Regions from separate parts of the Homo sapiens genome. Here region 1 is linked to region 2. Evidence: read pairs that join two places in POLR2A ChIA-PET (ENCODE). Cell type or tissue: OCI-LY7. All regions are shown on one strand. Each heading gives the region's core, and the rest is flanking DNA. Links, peaks and the distances in the headings are about the cores only.

Region 1 (11,312 bases), core at 788-8,787, 54 kb after region 2:
TACTGTTTTCTTTTTACTTTCTTGTTAGTGTTCTTTTTTTTTTCCTGAGACAAAGTCTGGCTGTATCACCCCAGCTTGGCTCACTGCAACCTCTACCTCCTGGGCTTAATCCATCCTTTCACCTCAGCCTCCCAAGTAGCTGGGACTACAGGGATGTACCACCATGCTCGGCTAATTTTTGTATTTTTGGTGGAGTTGGGGTTTTGCCATGTTGAGGCTGGTCTCAAACTCGTGAGCTTAAGCAATCCACCTGCCTCAGCCTCCCAAAGTGTTGGGATTACTGGTGTGAGCCACCGCGCTTGGCCGTGTTAGTGTTCTTTGAAGCACAAAAGTTTTAAATGTTTATTACATCCAATTTATCTATTTTTTTCTTGTTTTAGGTATCATATCTAAGAAACTATTGCCTAATCCCAATTCCAAGAAATATTTATTTATGTATTTATTTATTTATTTATTTATTTTTGAGACAGAGTCTCACTCTGTTGCCCAGGCTGGAGTACAGTGGTGCCATCTCAGCTCACTGCAACCTCCACCTCCCGGGTTCAACCAATTTTTCTGTCTCAGCCTCCTGAGTAGCTGGGATTACAGGTGCGCGCCACCATGCCTGGCTAATTTTTTTTGTATTTTTAGTAGAGACAGAGTTTTACCATGTTGGTCAGGCTGGTGGTGAACTCCTGACCTCAGGTAATCCACCTGCCTCGGCCTCCCAAAGTGCTGGGATTATAGGCGTGAGCCACCACATCCAGCCAAGAAATTTATGTTTAAGGGTTGTAGCTCTTACATTTAGGTCTTTGATCAGTTTAGAGTTAATTTTTGTATACAGCATAAGGTCCAACCTTATTCTTTTGCATGTGGATATAGTTGTCCGTATGTTGAAAAGATTATTCTTTCCTTTTTTTTTTTTTTTGAGACGGAGTCTTGCTCTGTTGCCCAGGCTGGAGTGCAGTGGCGCTATCTCGGCTCACTGCAAGCTCCGCCTCCCAGGTTCACGCCATTCTTCTGCCTCAGCCTCCCGAGTAGCTGGGACTACAGGCGCCCGCCACCAAGCCTGGCAAATTTTTTGTATTTTTTAGTAGAGACAGGGTTTCACCATGTTAGCCAGGATGGTCTCAATCTCCTGACGTCGTGATCCGCCCTTCTCGGCCTCCCAAAGTGCTGGGATTACAGGCGTGAGCCACCGCGCCTGGCCAGAAAAGATTATTCTTTCCTGACTGAATTGCTTTGGCACCTTTGTCAACAACAATTGCCTTATAAAGTATGAGTTTTTTAAATTTCTGGACTCTGAATTCTGTTCTACTGATCTGTATGTCTATCTTTAAATCATGTCACACAGTCTTGATTTCTGTAGCTTTGTAGTAAGCTTTGAAATTGGGAATTGTGAGTCTTTCAACTTCGTTATTCTTTTTCAAGATTATTTTGCCTATTTTGGGTTTGTTGCATTTCCATATGGATTTTAGAAACTGCTTTTCAATTTCTGCAAAAAATCCAGTGGGGATTTTGATAGGGATTGCACTGATAAGTAGATCAATTTGGAGACTATTACTGTCTTAACAATATTAAGTCTTCCAATCCATGAATTTGGGATGTCTTTCCATGTATTTAGGTCTTAAATTTCTTTTAGTGATGTTTTGTAGTTTTCATTGTACTTGCACTGCTTTTGTTAAATTTATTCCTATTTTATTTGTTTTGGTCTAATTTATAAATGAAATGTTTTAAAAATTACATTTATGGATTGTTCTAGTGATTTTTTTAATGGAGTGATATTCATACTTTGTTACTTGATTTTTTTCTCTCCAAGATGCATCAATCTCAAATAATTCTACAAGTAAAAGGAAATCTGAGTCTGCCACTTGCAACTTAGTCAGAGACATAAACAAAGTGGGAATTGGCCTTGTTGCTGCCGCTTCATCTCCGCTTCTTGTGAAAGATGTCATTTGTGAGGATGATAAGGGAAAAATCATGGAAGAAGTAATGAGAACTTATTTAAAACAACAGGAAAAACTAAACTTGATTTTGCAAAAGAAGCAACAACTTCAGATGGTAAAATTGTTATCTAAATGATAGTCCATTATGAAAAGATACTTTTGTATATTGCTCTGTCGCCCAGGCTGGAGTGCAGTGGCGCAGTCTCAGCTCACTGAAACCTCCACCTCACAGGTTCAAGCAATTCTTCTGCCTTAGCCTTCCGAGTAGCTAGCATTACAGGCACGTGCCACCATGCCTGGCTAAATTTTGTATTCTTAGTAGAGATGGGGTTTCTCCATGCTGGCCAGGCTCGAACTTTTGACCTTGTGATCCACCAGCCTTGGCCTCCCAAAGTGCTGGGATTACAGGTGTGAGCCACTGCGCCCAGCCCCCCTGTATATTCTTAGTAAGAAAAGTCAAAACGAGATGCTACAAATGTACTTAAGATTATTGTTTTACACTGAAAAGCAATTTTAATATATTTTAAAATTTTTTGAGAAAATAGTTTTTTAAAATAATTACCTCTATATAGAACTGATAATGATAGCTGAATTTTAGGTATTTTCTGTGCTATGTTTTCCAGAACTGAAAATTTTAACATGGTGAAAATAAAGTAAAACTTGTATTGTGATTCTTTACATTACAGGAAGTAAAAATGTTGAGTAGTTCAAAATCTATGAAGGAACTCACTGAAGAACAGCAGAATTTACAGAAAGAGCTTGAATCTTTGCAGAATGAACATGCTCAAAGAATGGAAGAATTTTATGTTGAACAGAAAGACTTAGAGAAAAAATTGGAGCAGATAATGAAGCAAAAATGTACCTGTGACTCAAATTTAGAAAAAGACAAAGAGGCTGAATATGCAGGACAGGTAAGAATTACTGTTTGTATAATGGTGCCCTTTCAGCATGGAAATGGAAACTGTTACTTCTCTCTTTTTTTTTTTTGAGACAGAGACTGCTCTGTCGCCCAGGCTGGAGTGCAGTGGCACAATCTCAGCTCCCCACAACCTCTGCCTCCCGGGTTCAAGCAATTTTCCTGCCTCAGCCTCCTGATTGTAGCTGGGATTACAGGCGTGCGACACTATGCCCAGCTAAATTTTGTATTTTTTAGTAGAGACGGGGTTTCACCATGTTGGTCAGTCTGGTCTTGAACTCCTGACCTCATGATCTGCCCACCTCAGCCTCCCAAAATGCTGGGATTACAAGCATGAGCCACTGCACCCGGCCACCGTTACTTCTCTAATAAAGGAATTACTTTTTGTCAAGCTCAGTTTACTAAGCTAGATTTCAAAATAGATAATTCTGTTAAACATAGCTTTATGCTGTATTGTCCAAGATGATTATTTTGATGTTTGTTGCTTTTATTAGTTTAAATTTTTATCGGGTTACTGCAGTTTAGTTACCTAAATTGCTAATCTCTAGCCCTCTGAATATTATATGTTATATTATTTTAATGTAGTATATGAGCTTTCAAATCTACAAATTAACAAACAGGAACTGTTGCCTGTTATGTTCAAAAGCACTGGAGCAAAAATAAGCAATTCTCTTTTGTTAATAGAATCTCACAATTTAAGGAACATGAACAAATAACTAACATGAGCAGGCTGTGATGAGCGGTATAGTAAAGTATAGGGCATAATGAACATGAACATGCTGGATGTGTTCCTTCCTCTTGTTCCTTTGCTTTTTCTTAAATTTAGTGTCCTGTCAGATGTCAGATTAATAGTATTAGATGCTTAATGGATTTAGTATACATGAAATAGTTCGTTTTGTAAAAAGTAATTTGAAAATAGATATTTTCTATGATATGAGGATTAAATGGAAAAACAAAACAATTAAAATTGATAGCGCCTTTTAAATCACATAGTTGGCAGAACTGAGGCAGAGATTGGACCATGCTGAGGCCGATAGGCAAGAACTCCAAGATGAACTCAGACAGGAACGGGAAGCAAGACAGAAGTTAGAGATGATGATAAAAGAGCTAAAGCTGCAAATTCTGAAATCATCAAAGACTGCTAAAGAATAGAAACTGTTAAAGAGATTCATCTGTGTATTACTGACAAGGTTTTTTTTGTTTGTTGCTTGCTTTGGTAATTGAATTCTGAAGAATTTATCTGCATGACGATAACTAGGCATTCTATCCATTTGTAGATCAGAGAAAGTGAAGAGATTATATATTAGTACTTAAATTTTTACATTTTCCAAATGAATGAAAATGTATGTTTCTTTGTACTTTTTTAAAAAAATCAGCTTAGTAACAATACTATATGGTTTCAACTAGTAGGTAATCTGCTTATATTTCTAATGCAAACTTAACAATTGTGTACTTTTTAAAAGCTGCAATATGTGTTGGAAAATAGCTGTGGTCAATTTTGTTATCCATATTTCAGACTCAATTTTAGATACAATGGTGGCTTTATATTTTAAGTATATAGAGCTACTCAAGGAGTTGAATCTCCCCTTTTCTCATTAACACAATTTTTCTAAGTTGATATGGTGTACTCATTAACATACACCAAATTTACTTTTACTTTGTTCAGATTGTGGAATGAATTTCCACCAGTTCTCTTCTTTTTAATGTGTACCCTAGGAGGAATTTTACTGAGGTTATAGCATACCCCATGAGCACAGTGGGGAAGAAGAATGTGTTGTTATGTGCTGCTGCTAAACAGAAGCAGCAGTTGTAATTTGTTTTTCAGTTTAAATGTGGTTATAGTTAGATTTTTTTTTAAGCAGCAACTTTTCAAAAATAAAATGTGATAATTTCTGAACTTTTGTTTGTGTTGTTAATAGTGGTGTGAAAATATTAACGTTCTTGAGAAAAACTGATACCACTGTTGTGTATCAGTTTCTATACAATCCATAATCCTCCTGTACAGTTTTTACATGTAGTTATGAGTCTTACTAAAATTTATATAATGGACTTGTTTTCCTTTAAGTTGTAAAATGTTAAACACCTTGAAGGTTATTTTGGACTTCTGTATGTTTAAATGTTGTCTTACCAAAATTTGCACGAATGGACCATTTTCATTTACTACTTAATATCAAAATCAGGAATTTACAGTCAACTGATAGTACATGATAGGTGCATATAGGACAGTTTAGTTACCTGCTACTAAAAGATTTTTAGATAAGTTTTAGAAGATAAAGGAATTCCATAGTTTCAGGAGGGACAACATCTTCTGCACTTTTTTTTTGCACAGAAAAGTCTGTCATTCTCTAATGGCAAATTTCATATTTGTTAATTCTTGGCTCAAAATATATTAGGTAAAATTCTTAGATCTGTTTTTAAAGGGAGTTTCCTGAAACTATCATTAATTGACATTATTACCCCATGGATTTTATGGGATAATAAATGTTTTTCATGTTCTCTTATAAGATACTATGTATGAAATTACTTCAGAGAGCTATATTTATTTTAAAATAAATTAGCTAGGGTTAAGGTTATATTCTATTTCCAGCATAGAAGGTAGATAATCTAATGGTGTAGAAAGAATCACTAGGTTGTCATTTAACCAGTTATTTTCATATTTTGCTTAATAGTACATATCCAAAAAGAATTTTGTACTTCCCCAAATGTAATTTATTTACTAAATTGAGTATAACCTAAATGTGTGTTTTCTATTTTCCATTTAAATTTTGCTATATTAAGACTAATTTAATTCGTTGAGTCTTGGAATCTTCTCAAGGAGGAACAAATATTAAAATGACATGTAGAAACAAATTTTTTTTTTTTTTTTTTTTTTTTTTTTTTTGAGACAGAGTCTCGCTGTCTCCCAGGCTGGAGTTCAGTGGTGCAATCTCGGCTCACTGCAAGCTCTGCCTCCTGGGTTCAAGCCATTCTCCTGCCTCAGCCTCCCGAGTAGCTGGGACTACAGGCACCCACCACCACTCCCGGCTAATTTTTAGAAACAAATATTTAAAATGACATATTCTCCCAATACAATCTATTTAGATCTGGAGAAGGAAAAATCAGATATTTATGATATAGTTTTATTTTAATTTTGAATTATTTGTGTCACAGCTCAGCTTTTTGGAAGACAAACTCAAACACCTATAATTTCATTTATATTTCTAATTCACTTGGAACCTTTCTGCTTTATGTTACCTAGAAAATGATAATTTGTTTAACCCAAAACTTCTAAAATAAATTGCTTAATCCTTGAAATATGTTATTGGAAAATTTTAAGCAGTGCTTAAACACCATTAAATTATTATGAACTTGTAATTCAGAATTGAGTAAAGAAATATTTTTTCTAGTCCTTCATATATTGAAAACTTGCCACATGACATTGTATCGTCTTCATTTTCCAGAAGATGCGTTGGTGTGCCATAGGTTTCTAACTTCCTTGAAAATAGTTTTTTAAGTCAATTGTAAATATACGTATTATTGTTAAAAGTAACTTTAAACTGCAACACATAGCTTCAAAACAATATAGAGATTTTGTAATACCTTATAAGTGGAGTTGGCTAAAATACCTTATCCATATAAAACTTATTCTATTCTTTGCATGCTTATTTTGTGTGTTGGTTGCTAGCTTAAAGTTTGATTTGTTGTTACTCTTTGTGTGCCAAATTCACTAGGCAAGCGGATTTTTCCTCAGACTTCAAAAAATAATTCTTTTAAGAAAAAATGTAAAAATGTTTATTCTAAAAAGCTGCATTAAAGGGACAACCTATAAAAAGTTTTGCTAGCTCATCTTTAGAAGGAAGAAAGAATATTAGCTTGGGTGATGTTTAATTTGGGTGGCGATAGTTTCTGTAGGCTAAACTTTATGAGAAAAGTGTACCTACTCTATAAAGGTAATAAATGTAAAACCTCTTGCTGTTATTGAGGAAGCTCTTCAACTACCCTAAATTTCACAAATGTAACTTATAACACTATGAAAAGATTTGACCAACAATTTACGTTTGCTGTGTGCTTTAGTTTTTGTTTAAGCATATTCTTTTGCTTGAATTTCTGTGTTCATGAGAGTTAGGGTGTTTTATGCTTCTTGAACTAATTTTATAACATATTTAATATATTACCAGTTAAGATATAAAATCATTTGTACATAGCGAATTGTAAAGCAGCTATTAAAGTAGGTGAAATAAAGTATATATTTGCCGGTTATCCATATCTTTTAGAAGTCCTGACAGAACAACCAGTTTATTTGCACATAGGTAGCTTCTGTTTGAAGGAAGGTAAAGTTATAAGGAAACTCAAATACTATAAGATGTGTCAAGGTATTTCTCCAGAATTAATTGCAAAGCTAGTGCTGAAGGATTTTAATCAGCTTCTAAAATTTTCTTCTCAATAAGGCATATGTTTTGATTACTTAGGGAAGATTCCTCATTTTTATTTGCCCTTTATGCATTTAATCCACATGATAGGACATTAAAAATTAATATAAAGAAAAATCGTGCTCATACTGTACATCTGTTTCTGTGCTTGGAACTACTTGTTAATAGTTTTTATCGAAGCTGTCAGCAATAAGGGACATAAAACTGCTGTATTATACATTGTGGAATTGAATAAACAGCCTAATTTTTTTTTTCTAGTATAGGGTACTTAAGCATTTCCACTTTTGGAAGAAAAGTGTATTAGTATTTTATATTGCATTTCATTTAAAAGGACAGTTTTTTTTTTTTTTTTGTAAATCCATTCATTGAAATGGTTTCTAAACTGTATAATGTAATTTGGAGCCTATTTAGTAATAGAATTAAATGTCCTATGTAGTGCTACAATTTTTGAATTAGAAAGTGATCAAATGTAAGAAAAAAATTTAAAAATTCAGCCCAGAAAACAAAATAGTGTATTAAATTAGTTTAATGTAAAAGGAATTTATAAGATTTTTTTCCTCAATATAGATACCTCACTTGAAAAGAAAGCACAGCATACTTAAAGTAGTTCTAGTAAACATGTCCTAGAAAACAGTTGCTAAATGTAGGACATCTTTTGAGGAATTAGTTTATGAGAAATAAAATTTTACTTGTTTTTACTATCCTGTTAGAAGTATTTGTTTATCCTGATAATTTTAAGCCAACATAGTAGTCTTAAATTACTTTTGAATTTCTAATCTGTGAAGGCAGTAAATGAAATATCTGTTCTGCAACTGTTGAAACAAATAATTGGCTACATTGACCATAATTAAAGTTAAAATTTTGCCAATGATGTACAGTTTTATGGTTAAAGTTGCTGTGGTTGGTTGCATTACATGACACAGAAAACTGTCCTCTACCTCACGTGAAATAAATATTTTATATGGTTTTACTAAAAATAAGACTCATGTATCTGGTCACCTAGTTTACAAATTTTGAATTATATTTATTGAAACATGACATACTGTGCTCTGAGCTTATACCTCAATTGTATTTTGTGCTGTTTTCCATTTTCATGCCTTGTAAATAACTTGTATAGATTGTGGATCAAATACTAAATAAAAACTTTTAATGCCAATTAAATTTGATTCAAGTTATTTCAGTATCGTGTGTGAGCTTAACTTTCTCATTCCCTAAGATTGACATTTTCTTCTTTGTTCCTTTAAAGTCTATTATTCGTAGGCTGGGCGCAGTGGCTCATGCCTGTAATCCCAGCACTTTGGGAGGCCAAGGCAGGCAGATCACCTGAGGTGAAGGAGTTTGAGATCAGCCTGGCCAGCATGGTGAAACGCTGTCTCTACTAAAAATACAAAATTAGCCGGGTGTGGTGACTCATGCTTGTAATCCCAGCTACTTGGGAGGCTGAGGCAGGAGAATCGCTTGAATCCAGGAAGCAGAGGTTGCAGTGAGCCGGGATCGTGCCATTGCACTTCAGCCTGGGTGACGAGCGAAAACTGTCTCAAAAAAAAAAAAAAAAAAAAAAGTACATTATTCGTTACACACTAACTTGAAAAATGTGTTTTATTGTAGAACAGGAAATTTTATGCAATATTTCAGGTGATGAAAATACCAGCATTATGTGATTATTTAATGATTTTTAGACTTCAGCTTTAACATCCTTACCAAATCCCTGGTATAAGTTATCTACTGCATAACAAATTACCCCACAATTTATCAATGTCAGAAATCCAGGAGATGGCCAAGCACACTGGCTCTTACCTGTAATCCCAGTGCTTTGGGAGTCTGGGGTGGGAGGATCGCTTGAACCCAGGAGTAGCAGTTTCAGGCTGTGGTGAGCTGTTACATAATCACACCACTGTACTCCAGCCTGGGTAAGAGTGAGCGGAGTGAGACCTTGTCTCTAAAAATAAAAAACCCCAAGCTACTTATACATTATATCATGGTGTTATCAATAAGGGCAATTAAAAAAAAAATCCAGGAACATTTAGCTTGCTGTTGCGGCTCAGGAGCTCTTGTAAGGTTGCACTTAGGATGTTACCCAGGGTTGAAGTCTGAAAGCTGCATTGAACTGAAGGATTTGCCTCCGAGCTCACTTACATGGTTGCCGACAAGGTGCTCAATTGCTCACTATGTGGACCTGTCCATGGAGCTGTTCATGACATGACTAGTTTACCCCAAATGAGTGATCCAGAAGAAAACGTCATGCCACAATTTTTTTATGACCCAGACTGTACGTCACACACTCACTTTTGTTTTATTACAGGACAAGTTTACATAGGGTTTGAATACCGGGAGGCAGGGATCATTAGGGACTATCTTAGAGTCTATTTATAGTACCCTCTAAGTTGTAATTAAATTTTTTTTTGTGATGAGATGTACACAACAATTTAGTATTTTAGCCGTTTTTAAGTGTACGATTCAATGACATAGTCACAATGTTAGGCAACTATCACCATTGTTTTCAGCATTTTTTCATTATCCCAAACAGAAGCTCTGTACCTATTAAACAGTAACTCCCTAATGCATATCTTCTCCCCCAGCCCCTGATAACTTTTTTTCTATTTTCCGTCTCTGAATTTGCCTATTCTAGATATGTAAGTGGAATAAAAATACTTGTCCTTTATGTCTAACTTGTTTCATTGATCATGATGTTTTCAACATACATCCGTGTTGTTTCATGTCTCAGAATTTCACTTGTTTGTATGGCTGAATAGTACTCCATTGCATGTTTATACTACATTCTGTTTATCCATCTGTTGATTGACAATTTCATTGTTTGCACCTTTTAGCTATTGCAAATAATGCTGCTATGAACATTGGTTTACAGTTGTCTACTTAAGTCCCTGCTTTCTCTTCTTTTGGATGTATACCTAGGAGTAGAATTGTTGGATCATATGGTGATTCTATATTTAACTTTTTGAAGAATCACATACGTTTTCCACAGGACTGCTTCATTTTTCATCCGCACCAGGAATGCATGATGGTTACAGTTTCTCTACACCCTTGCCAACACATGTTATTTTCCATTTTACCAGTATTAGCCATCCTATTGGGTGTGAAGTGTTACTTCATTTGCATTTCTCTAGTGACTGATGATGTTGAGCACCGTGTGCGTTGTGTATTTTTGGAGAACTATTCAAGTCCTTTGCCCATTTAAAAAATTGTTGTTATTGTTGAGTTGTAGGGATTCTTTATATATTCTGGATATTAATCCCTTATTTTTTATTTTTATATATTTTTTGAGATGGAGTCCCGCACTGTCACCCAGGCTGGAGTGCAATGGCGCAATCTCGGCTCACTGCAACCTCCATCTCCTGGGTTCACACGATTTCTCCTGCCTCAGCCTCCCAAGTAGCTGGGATTACAGGCGCACACCACCACACCCAGCTATTTTTTTGTATTTTTAGTAGAGACAGGGTTTCATTATGTTGGCCAGACTGGTCTTGAACTCCTCACTTCAGGTGATCTGCCCACCTCGGCCTCCCAAAGTGCTGGAATTAGGCTAGGCACAGTGGCTCATGCCTGTAATCTCAGCACTTTGGGAGGCCGAGGTGGGTGGATCACTTGAGGCCAGGAGTTCGAGACCAGCCTGGCTAACATGGTGAAACCCCATTTCTACTAAAAATACAAAAACAATTAGCTAGGTGTGGTGGTGCATGCCTGTACTCACCATCCAGCTACTCAGGAGGTTGAGGCAGGAGAATCACTTGAACCCGGGAGGCAGATGTACGCCACTGCACTCCAGCCTGGGTGACAGAGTGAGACCCTGTCTCAAAAAAAAAAAAAAAGTGCTGGGATTACAGGTATGAGCCACCGTGCCCGGCCATTAGATCATTATTAAAAATCCATTCTGCCGATGGCTTATTTTTACTTTTTTTTTTTTTTTTTGAGACGGAGGCTCGCACTGTCACCCAGGCTGGAGTGTAGTGGCATGATCTCGGCTCACTGCAACCTCTGCCTCCCAGGTTCGAGCGATTCTCCTGCTTCAGCCTCCCAAGTAGCTGGGATTACAGGCGCGTGCCC
Region 2 (11,312 bases), core at 1,003-9,002:
GAATCTATCTCAATAAAAGAAAGAAAAGAAAGATTCTGGCCAGGTGCAGTGGCTCACGCCTGTAATCTCAGCACTTTGGGAGGCTGAGGCGGGAGGATCACCTGAGGTCAGGAGTTCAAGAGCATCCTGGCCAACATGAGAAAACCCTGTCTCTGCTAAAAATGCAAAAATTAGCCGCGCATGGTGGCACATGCCTGAAGGCCCAGCTACTTGGGAGGCTGAGGCAGGAGAATTGCTTGAACCCAGGAGGCGGAGGTTTCAGTGGGCTGAGGTCGTGTCACTGTACGTCACCGTGGGTGACAGAGCGAGATTCCATCTCAAAAAAAAAAAAAAAAGGAATAAAGGAATGGCTATTCCATAGAGCAGCCCTGAGGGCTGCTGGTTGCCCATTTTTATGGTTATTTCTTGACCATACGCTAAACAAGGGGTGGATTATTCATGCCTCCCCTTTTTATACCATATAGGGTAACTTCCTGACATTGCCATGGCATCTGTAAATTGTCATGGTGCTGGTGGGACTGTAGCAGTGAGGATGACCAGAGGTCACTCTCGTCACCATTTTGGTTTTGGTGGGTTTTGGTCACCTCTTTTACTGCAACCTGTTTTGTTTGTTTGTTTGTTTTCCTGAGGCAGAGTCTTACTGTGCTGCCCAGGCTGGAGTTCAGTGGCGCAATCTCAGCTCACTGCAACCTCTGCCTCCCGGGTTCAAGCGATTCTCCTGCCTCAGCCTCCTGAGTAGTTGGGATTACAGGTGCCTGCTACCACCACACCTGATTAATTTTTATATTTTTAGTAGACATGGGGTTTCGCCATGTTGGCCTTGCTGGTCTTGAACTACTGACCTCAGGTGATCCACCTGCCTCGGCCTCCCACAGTGCTGAGGTTACAGGTGTGAGCCACTGTGCCCGGCCACTGCAACCTGTTTTATCAGCAAGGTCTTTATGACCTGTATTTTGTGCTGACCTGCTATCTTACCCTGTGACTCAGAATGCCTTAATTGCCTGGGAATGCAGCCCAGTAAGTTTCAGCCCTATTCTACCCAGCTCCTATTTAAGATGGAGTTGCACCAGGTCCGGTGGCTCATGCCTGTAATCCCAGCACTTTGGGAGGCTGAGGTGGGCAGGTCACAAGGTCAGGAGATCGAGAGCATCCTGGCTACCACAGTGAAACCCTGTCTCTACTAAAAATACAAAAAATTAGCTGGGTGTGGTGGCACGCACCTGTAGTCCTAGCTGCTGGGGAGGCTGAGGCAGGAGAATTGCTTGAACCCAGAAGGTGGAGGTTGCAGTGAGCCAAGATTGCACCACTGCACTCCAGCCCGGGCAACAGAGCAAGACTCCATCTCCAAAAAAAAAAAAAAAAGATGGAGTTGCTGTGATTCACGAACCTCAGACATTTCCCCCCTCCCTTTTATAAGAGAAGCCTTAATCCTAAGGGCTGCAGAGGGAAGAAGATCCATCTTCTGTAACTTCTTCAGGCTGAATAGGGGGATGATATTCCTGCATAACTATGAGGGTCTCTTGCATTCTGGGTAGAGAGGAGCTTAGTCAGAAAGCTTCAGTATGGTAAGATACACTCATAACTCTTGAGTTTCGACAAGAAGTGATATCTGCAAGATTAATAAGTCTTTAAGAAAAGATTCAGTAAACTTGTCCTGTGTTCCTACACAAAGTACAACGGCAATATATTCCCCAAGAGTAAAGCAAAATAGGCCAAGCATGGTGGCTAATGCCTATAATCCCAGCACTTTGGGAGGCTGACACGGGCAAGTCACTTGAGGTCAGGAGTTCAAGACTAGCCTGATCAACATGGCGAAACCCCGCCTCTACTAAAAATACAAAATTAGCTAGGCATGGTGGGCATGCCTGTAATCACAGCTACTTGGGAAGCTGAGGCAGGAGAATTGGTTGAACCTAAGAGGTGGAGGTTGCAGTGAGCCGAGATCATGCCATTGCACTCCAGTCTGGGCGACAAGAGCAAAACTCTGTCTCAAAAAAAAAAAAAAAAAAAAAAGAGTAAAGCAAATAAGTAAACTATTCCAAGTTAAATTAGAAGGCCTTTCATGAACTGGGCAACTGTTGGAACTAAGTCAATATGGGGTTTTTAGCTGATTGTAATGTGCCCAGACTTAGAATACTGATCCAAATGTTTATATTACCCATCCCTCTTGTTTCTTCTGAGCAACAGTCAGCGATTACTGTTTGGTTCACAGGAATAAGCAGGGTTGCCAGGAATAGTGGCTCACGCCTGTAATCCCAGCACTTTGGGAGGCCAAGTCAGGTGGATCACGAGATCAGGAGTTCGAGACCAGCCTGGCCAATATGGTGAAACCCCATCTCTACTAAAAATATAAAAAAGTAGCTGAGTGTTGTGGTGCCTGCCTGTTGTCCCAGTTACTTGGGAGGCTGAGGCAGGGGAATCACTTGAACCTGGGAGGCAGAGGTTACAGTGAGCTGAGATTGTGCCACCGCACTCTAGCCTGGGCAGCAGAGCGAGACTCTGTCTCAAAAAAAAAAAAAAAAAAGGAATAAGCAAGGTTAGCCTACATTAAAAAAGCAAAATTTAAAAACAACTAATGAGACTAGACTCTAATAACAAGTATACCATAGTTTTTGAAATATATTTCTCTCTCCAGTTTCCCATTTTTACTATAGACAAATCATGGTAACAGTGATTTGCTATATTATACTTGGCCTGATTATTTGTATAAAGTGCAGCAAGAATAATTATTTTTCACATAAGATCTTTTTGTTTTTATTTATTTTTTATTTTATATTTATATTTTTTGAGATGGAGTCTCACCTTGTTGCCCAGGTTGGAGTGCAATGGCACGATCTTGGTTCACTACAACCTCCGCCTCCTGGGTTCAAGTGATTCTCCTCCCTCAGGCTCCTGAGTAGCTGGGATTACAGACGCCCACCACCATGCCCAGCTAATTTTTGTATTTTTAGTTGAGATGGGGTTTTACCATGTTGGCCAGGCTGGTCTCAACCTTCTGACCTCAGGTGATCTGCCCACCTTAGCCTCCCAAAGTGCTGGGATTACAGGCATGAGCCACTGTGCCCAGCAGAAGCTCTTTTTAAATTGGCTTTGATGTAATTCTGTTCCATAGAAAGAATTTTAGATAAGACTTTTTTAAAGCTGAGCCCAACTATGGGTTTGTAACCTCAAATACATATGAGTTGGGTAAATTTCTTTCCTCTTGAGGTCCAAAATAACTTGGGGCTCCTGGACCTGTCAGAAAGTGACATTCTTTACTCACCACAGGTCAGAAACCCTGCACAGGGACTGTTGTAGGCAAGGTATGAGGCCACTTCCCCACAGGGCTTTCATTGGCTCTATAAGTCAAGTTTAATTCCCTAAAGAAAAACACACCATTCCAGTCAAAGCCTTGGCAAAATAACCAATTTCTCCAGTTGCGTCCTGTTACAAAAGAAAACAGATTCTTATTGCACCTATGCAAATAACTATATTGCTATAAGTTAAGAATACTCAACAACTACTTTCCAAATTTGGGAGAAATCAGGTAGAGAGAAACAAATATGCTCCAAATTTGTTCATAGGAATATACTCAACTGTTAAAAGCTATAAATAGCTCGAAAGAAAAGTTTTCTTGACTCTGAAAAACAAAACAAAGGATCAGCAGCGTTTTAAGCAAAGTTAAAAAGATTAGACTTCTTCAGTTTAGCCCATGTAGTTAACTTCTATTTGATAGTTACTAACATTTTAGTTCTCTATGAGAGTTCTGAAAGCTTTTTCCTCTATTTTGATGTCACAGTCTCCAAAGTTACAGAAAAACCTGCATTTAAGAACACCTGTTAGAGTTCTATAATTGATTATAAACCACCTTCTAAAGAGGATTAAAACAAGACAACACTTGTCTGTGGAAGATAAAAAGTTTTAGGATAGCCGCTATTAAAGCCACAATTGACAAGGAAATTTGGTTACTTCTGTGGCACACAAAATTTTACATAACAATTATAATTTCTGATAACATACACTAAGTCATATTAGAATTACAGGAGTTTCCATAACTTTGGAACTTATACCAATAACACATTTATGCAAATATAGTCCAAAGAAAGCAAAATACCATTCCACATTTGATAATGCTTCCTGTATGATTCTTATACCAAATAAGCCAAATTTCACCTTCACATTAATGTACTATTAATGTTAAACCCAATTTTTAATAAAACCTTATAGACATATTTACCCAATTTTAATGTTTAGCCGTAAGGTAAGATTCTTATAAACCTTTTATAACCCCTTCTTTTTTTTTTTTTTTTTTTGTGAAAGAGCAGATTAGTGCTCTAAGAAAAACCTGTTGTGCTTTTATTCCAATATTTAATTTATGGAAAAACTGAATAATACCCCTTTAACTTTAGTCAACATGTTCACATACAGAATTTCTTAAAATTAATTTTTATAAACCTTCCATAACTTGTTTAAACCTTTAGCTTTACTCTAAGTTAAAACAATTCTTTAACCCTTTAGGCAATAAAACCATATTCCCATGCCTTGTTATAATCTTTTACCAAAAGTACATTCTACTTTCCTTAGACATCTTACATGTAAAATTGTTTATTCAATAGTCTCAATTACATGTCACAATGTTAACTTTTAGCCACTTCTACTTTTGGTGAAAACCCTGGTTAGTAAGCCATTTTAATTGTGTACTAGGTGTGAAGCTTAGCCTAGGACATACCACACAGAAGTGCAGATAAGGGCTGACTCTCCAGCATAGCTAGGGGGCAAGGCTAACTCCACACAGCCCCAGGCCTTACCTTACTTAAGCAGGCAAGTTGTACAGTAAGAGTCATAGTGGCATTTTATGAAGCATTTAGGAGACCTAACAACCTTTGAATTGTACATTTCTTGCATAAATTCCCTTTCACGACTTACACAGACCATCTGAGACATTCTTGGACTTTGTGACTTGCCCTAAACTTCCCTCCTTTTAAACAACCCATCAATTTACTTTAGAACAAGAATTTATCACACAAGATCTTTTCTTACATAAAATCTCTTTCTTTATAATCTTCTTTGTATAGCTAGGGGGCATGGCTAATTCCACATGTCTGCAGGCCTTATCTAGAATCTAATGGCTTTAAGATATCCATTGAACAATTTTTAAAAGTTAAAGAAGCAGTTTATGACCTTAAAGCATTTAGCAAACTTAATATTTGACCTGTATAATTTAGACTAAATGTTTTATCAATAATTTTTAAAGCTGTTTTTATTTCCCAAAGATTACTGAAGTCACATGAACTAAAAGGCATTACAGTTTGTGTTTTGCTTTCAAAATATATATATATATTTTTTGAGCCAGAGTCTCACTCTGTCACCCAGGCTAGAGTGCAGTGTGCAATCTGGGGTCACTGCAACCTCTGCCTCCCAAGTTCAAGTGATTCTCCTCCCTCAGCCTCCCGGGTAGCTGGGACTACAAGCAGGCACCACCATGCCTGGCTAATGTTTGTATTTTTGGTAGAGATGGGGTTTCACCATGTTGGCCAGGCTGGTCTTGAACTCCTGATCTCAGGTGATCCACCCACTTCAGCCTCCCAAAGTGCTGGGATTATAGGCATGAGACACCGCACCTGGCCATGCTTTCAAAATATTTGATTTAAGTGATTATTTTTGTTTAAGCCAATTAATTAGAGCTTTTTTGTATAAACATTATACACAACACATATACAGGTACACAGAAAGACAGAAGAAGATTACTACAGTAGGTGTAAGATTTTTCATTTGCCAGTTTTTAAGTTTCTTTTTTTTTTTTTGAGACAGAGTGTTGCTCTGTCACCTGGGCTGGAGTGCAGTGGCACAATCTAGGCTCACTGCCTACGTTCACACCATTCTCCTGCCTCAGCCTCCTGAGTAGCTGGGACTACAGGCGCCCACTACCATGTCTGGCTAATTTTTTTTTTTTTTTTTTGAGATGAAGTCTTGCTCTTGTTCCCGAGGCTGGAATGCAGTGGCACTGTCTCGGCTCACTGCAACATCCCCCTCCCGGGTTCAGTTGATTCTCCTGCCTCATCCTCCCAAGTAGCTGGGATTACAGGTGCATACCACCACATCCAGATAATTTTTTGTGTTTTAAGTACAGACGGGGTTTCACCATGTTGGCCAAGCTGGTCTGGGATTCCTGACCTCAGGTGATCTGCCCACCTCGGCCTCTCAAAGTGTTGGAATTACAGGCGTGAGCCACCGCGCCCAGCCAATTTTTTGTATTTTTTAGTAGATTCGGGGTTTCACTGTGTTAGTCAGGATGGTCTCGATCTCCTGACCTCATGATCCACCTGCTTCAGCCTCCCAGACTGCTAGGATTACAAGTGTGAGCCACTATGCCCGGCCTGGTTTTTAAGTTTCTTAATTGCATTAATGGCTTTATGGTGGAGCCCTTGGAAGAACATGGCCAGGAAAGGGGTCTCCTGTGCCTCCTGTTTTTCCCAAGGAGTCCAGGCTGTTAGAGCTTGAATATCCACTTTTAATTATACTGATTTTAACCATAGCACTCTTTATTAAAGTTCCTTTAGAATTTCTTATGCCAAATGGCAGATATTTCTGGCTTTTTAAACTTACCAAAGGTAATCTCCCAGGTACATAGAGAAAGGAAAATGTAAGACAGTCTGTGGAGGAGAAGAGAATAGACAAGTTTACGCAGATATTAAACCAGAAACGACTTACTTCCTAGGTGGGGAATCAAACCTGGACCACCACTGTGAAAGTGTAAAATCTCAGCTTCTGAGCTACAGCATGGGCAGTCCCCACTTCTTTTCCTGGAACGAGCCTAGAGTAGTTAATTTTGAGCTTCCAAAGGCTTTTTAACAATTTAATATGATTTTTAGAGATGAATATGATATAAATCCTAAAATTCCTGTTCCCTGATGGCAGAGACCAAAATAAAGTACTGCCACATGGTTAAAAGGTCAGGCTCCCAAGAACATAAAAAAACGTGGAGACTTCATCCAGTTTTTTTGTTTCAGGGAGCTGCAGCCAAGCTTGTTACTGACCAGCTTGCTGGGTGGTCTTGAAAAGTGGGCTTACAGGTGTTCCAAGTCCGTGTTTTATCCTAAAGTACCCTTCAACACAGAAAAACAAATTCATAGCACAAAATACACCAGCTTAAGATTAGCCTTAGAATTCTTTTCACATTAATCAAAACTTTACAGAGGAAATAAGCACTGGTTTTTGTTTGTTTGTTTGTTTGTTTTGTTTTGTTTTAACCATTCATCAAACCATCTGTACAGAGAGATAAGCCAGAAATCTGACTGGTAGGAAAATTCTTACCCTTTTGCCAGCACACCAGGCTTCTGGGTTCCCTTTCCCTGAGCAGCACTACTGATCAGGCTTGTGGCACCATCGCCCTGGGGGCCAAGCCGCATCATAAAGGGAAATTACATTTTTTTTCATTTTGGCCAGAGCAAAATATGTGTGATAAAACATAGACATTAGCCACTCTGCTTAGCAACCAATATCAAACTGACAAGGCTTAAATTTGCCCCCAGATGAACCTCGTCATTTTTTGTTTGTTTTTTGTGTTTTGTGACAGAGTCTCACTCTGTTGCCCAGGCTGTAGTGCAGTGGCACGTTCTCGGCTTACTGCAACTTCTGCCTCCCGGGTTCAAGCTATTCTCCTGCCTCAGACTCCCAAGTAGCTGGGATTATAGGCGCCCGCCACCACACCCAGATAATTTTTGTATTTTTAGTAGAGATGGGGTTTTACTATGTTGGCCAGGCTGGTCTCGAACTCCTGACCTCGTGATCCCAAGCCTCAGGCTCCCAAAGTTCTGGGATTACAAGTGTGAGCCACCATGCCCAGCCAGGCCCGTCACCTTTGATCCAACCTCTGATTTGGAGTTTCAACACGTGGTCTCTGGGCAAGATGGTTGCCCTGAGTAACAGAAAAGAGAAAGGAAAATTAGAGAAGGAAAGTATTATCTGCGGCAGGGTGGGGAAGGTGAAGAGCTTAGGGAGCCAGAGAAAAGACCCACTCATTGCAGCCGACAATGAAAAGTTCAGGCGGCCGCTTGTCAGTAGCAAAGGGATCTTTTCCAGCAGTGCCATCAGCTCTCAAGTTTCCCCTTCTGGGGAGGAAAAAGCTCCCCATGTTCCATGATCCTGTACATGCCTAACACTGTCACCCACAGCCATCAGCAAACAGTGCAAAGCAGATTAATCCAAAGAGAATAGCATCCCATAGTGCCGAACCTGTTCTTAGCCGAGAGGGCCTTTACTGAGAGGGGCCTCCAATACCCTAAATCTTAGAAGGGACTCTAACTCTTCTAAGTTGGGCCTCTAACCCTAAGGTCGGAGAAGCGTTCTTGTCCTTTTTCTTCAGACAGAGTCTTGCTCTGTCACCCAGGCTGGAGTGCAATAGCACTATCTCGGCTCACTGCAACCTCTGCCTCCTGGGTTTACGCTATTCTCCTGCCTCAGCCTCCTGAGTAGCTGGGATTACAGGTGCACACCACCACACCCGGCTAACTTTTTTTATTTTTAGTGGAGATGAGGTTTCACTATCTTGGCCAGACTGGTCTCGAACTCCTGACCTTGTGATCTGCCTGCCTCAGCCTCCCAAAGTGCTGGGATTACAGGCGTGAGCCAACATGCCTGGCTGCATCCTTGCCTTTTATTAAGAGGGACCTCTAATGCACTTTGTTTTAGAAGAGACTCTAACTCTCCTAAGTTTTGGCCTCTAACCCGATCCCATTCTTTATCTGGGTACCCCATCACTTACCCAAAGTCGTCCAATCAGTGCTGCAGTCTATTTCCTTTGGGTCAGGGGGTCTCCTCAGTATTGTCCCTTTTGTGGTTCATGAGAAAGATGTTACCAGACCCCAACACTTACCCAAAAGTAGCCGCTGGGTCGGGGGTTTCTGCACTGTAGTCCCTTCTGTGGTCGCCAGAAATATGTTACAGGACAGGGGTCCTGATCCAGACCCCAAGAGAGGGTTCTTGGATCTCACGCAACAAAGAAATCAGGGCAAGTCCGCAGTCCAAAGCGAAAGCAAGTTTATTTATTTTTTATTTCATTTCATTGAGACGGAGTCTCACACTGTTGCCAGGCTGGAGTGCAATGGCGCCATCTCAGCTCACTGCAACCTCTGCCTCCTGGGTTCAATCTATTCTCCTGCCTCAGCCCCCTGAAGAGCTACGACTACAGGCATGCCACCACACCCGGCTAATTTTTGTATTTTTAGTAGAAATAGGGTTTCCCCATGTTGGCCAGGATGGTCTCAATCTCTTGACCTCGTGATCTGCCGCCTCGGTCTCCCAAAGTGCTGGGATTACAGATGTGAGCCGCAAGTTTATTAAGAAAGTAAAGAAATAAACTGGGTGCAGTGGCTCACACCTGTAGTCCCAGCACTTTAGAAGACCGAGGCGGGCGGATCATCTGAGGTTGGGAGTTCGAGACCAGCCTGACCAATATGGAGAAACCCCGTCTCTACTAAAAACACAAAATTAACTGGGGGTGGTGGCCGTGCCTGTAATCCCAGCTACTAGGGCGGGGGGGCGGGGTGTGAGGGCGGGGGGAGAGGGGGTTGAGGCAGGAGAATCGCTTGAACCCGGGAGTCGGAGGTTGCGGTGAGCCGAGATGGCACCATTGCACTCCAGCCTGAGCAACAAGAGCGAAACTCCATCTCAAAAAAAAAAAAAAAAAAAAAAAAACCAAGAAAGTAAAGGAATAAAAGAATGGCTACTCTATACACAGAGCAGCCCCCGAAGGCTGTTGGTTGCCCATTTTTATGGTTATTTCTCGATGATATGCTAAACAAGGAGTGGATTATTCGTGCCTCCCCTTTTTAGACCATATAGGGTAACTTCCTGTCATTGCCATGGCATTTGTAAACTGTCATGGCACTGGTGGAGTGTAGCAGTGAGGATGACCAGACATTGCTCTCGTGGCCATTTAGGTTTTGGAGGGTTTTTGGCTGGCTCCTTTACTGCAACCTGTTTTATCAGCAAGGTCTTTATGACCTGTATTTCCTGCTGACCTCGTATCTCATCCTGTGACTTAGAATGCCTTAACCGTCTGGGAATGCAGCCCAGTAGGTTTCAGCCTTATTTTACCCAGCTTCTATTTTACATGTAGTTGCCTGTAACTGGTTCACACGCCTCTAACGATACCACTTGTAAGTCAAAGTTATGAAGAAAAGAAGGTGTACTTGGCTACCTGGGAGCCTGAGGACTTTCTGGTTGCAGTTACGGTTTTCCTTATAATCCACCACCTCCATGTGACTTAAAGCTAATGGAATGGATATCTACTCATTAACCAAAATTATCTGATTAAATTATATGGACAGGATGGATGAAAATAATGACAAAGTTTTTTGGTTTTTTTTTTTTTCTCTCTCTCTCTTTTAGTTCTGAGATCCTCTTGGTACAAATACTTTGTACTAAGATGAAAGTCATCTTAGTGTTTATAAGGTGGACATGGCACTTCTATTTGTACGCAAAAGGAATCAACAAATGACATATTAACCAGAACTTTCAGTTTATCTTTCTCTTATCCTGGACTTCTCTCTTTCCCTCCCTCTCTCCTTCCCCTCTTTCTTCCCTGTCTCATAGCTGAAATGAGAGCAATGAGAAATTTAAGATGGGAAATAAAATCAAACTAAGGGTATAGTCAACACACAATCGCAGCTAGCGGTAGCCTACAAGTGTGATCCTGAGCTTCTAAGGAGCTGGGGAAAAAATGTGATTAATAAGAATCCTCTTAGGGCTGGGTGCGGTGGGTCACGCCTGTAATCCCAGCACTTTGGAAGGCCAAGGTGAGAGGATCACCTGAGGTCAGGAGTTTGAGACCAGCCTGACTAACATGGTGAAACCCTGTCTCTACTAAAAATACAAAAATTAGCCGGGCATGGTGGTGTGTGCCTGTAATCCCAGCTATTTGGGAGGCTGAGGCAGGAGAATCACTTGAACCCGGGACGCGGAGGTTGCAGTGAGCCAAGATTGTGCCAGTGCACTCCAGCCTGGGTAACAAGAGCAAAAAAAAAAAAAAAAAAAAGATTCCTCTTAGTTTTTGCAAGACAGAAGCAAAGCAGTTAAGGCCCAACAGAAACTTCTCTCATGGCTTCTCATAAAGAAAACACCGAGTCATCCTCAACCAACAAAAGATAGGTGGCTCCTTCTTAGAAAATCCCATATACAGATAGAGAACATAATGCCAAAAAATCCTCTTCAGAAAGGGAACTCTTCATGTTTTAAGTTTGAACATTTCTGATAGTCTGATTTGATCCAAGGGAAAAATCCAAGGAGGGAAAAATAACATGTCTAAAGAGTAAATGGCCTTGCAGTCCTCC

The links. Peaks named below come from ENCODE experiments on the same cell type or tissue, not always from the same donor. Only the 100,000 strongest peaks of a DNase experiment are listed, where the experiment ranks them.
Region 1: POLR2A ChIA-PET joins it to region 2 with 7 read pairs; 4 of 35 experiments call an interaction of 5 or more read pairs at or near these places.

Annotation. Positions count from the first base shown.
Region 1 is chr3:170,388,425-170,399,736 of GRCh38, forward strand. It overlaps SKIL (SKI like proto-oncogene), which reads left to right. Exons shown (of 7, transcript NM_005414.5): 5 at 1,799-2,040; 6 at 2,612-2,836; 7 at 3,835-8,411. The coding sequence ends at 3,993. Among named protein-coding and RNA genes, the nearest start is that of CLDN11, 25 kb to the right of the region's middle. In OCI-LY7, for the core only: no CTCF peak of the experiment used is centred there; no DNase peak of the experiment used is centred there.
Region 2 is chr3:170,334,069-170,345,380 of GRCh38, forward strand. No RefSeq gene overlaps it. Among named protein-coding and RNA genes, the nearest start is that of SKIL, 18 kb to the right of the region's middle. RefSeq lists a silencer at 4,620-4,820. In OCI-LY7, for the core only: no CTCF peak of the experiment used is centred there; a DNase peak (open chromatin) is centred at 4,913.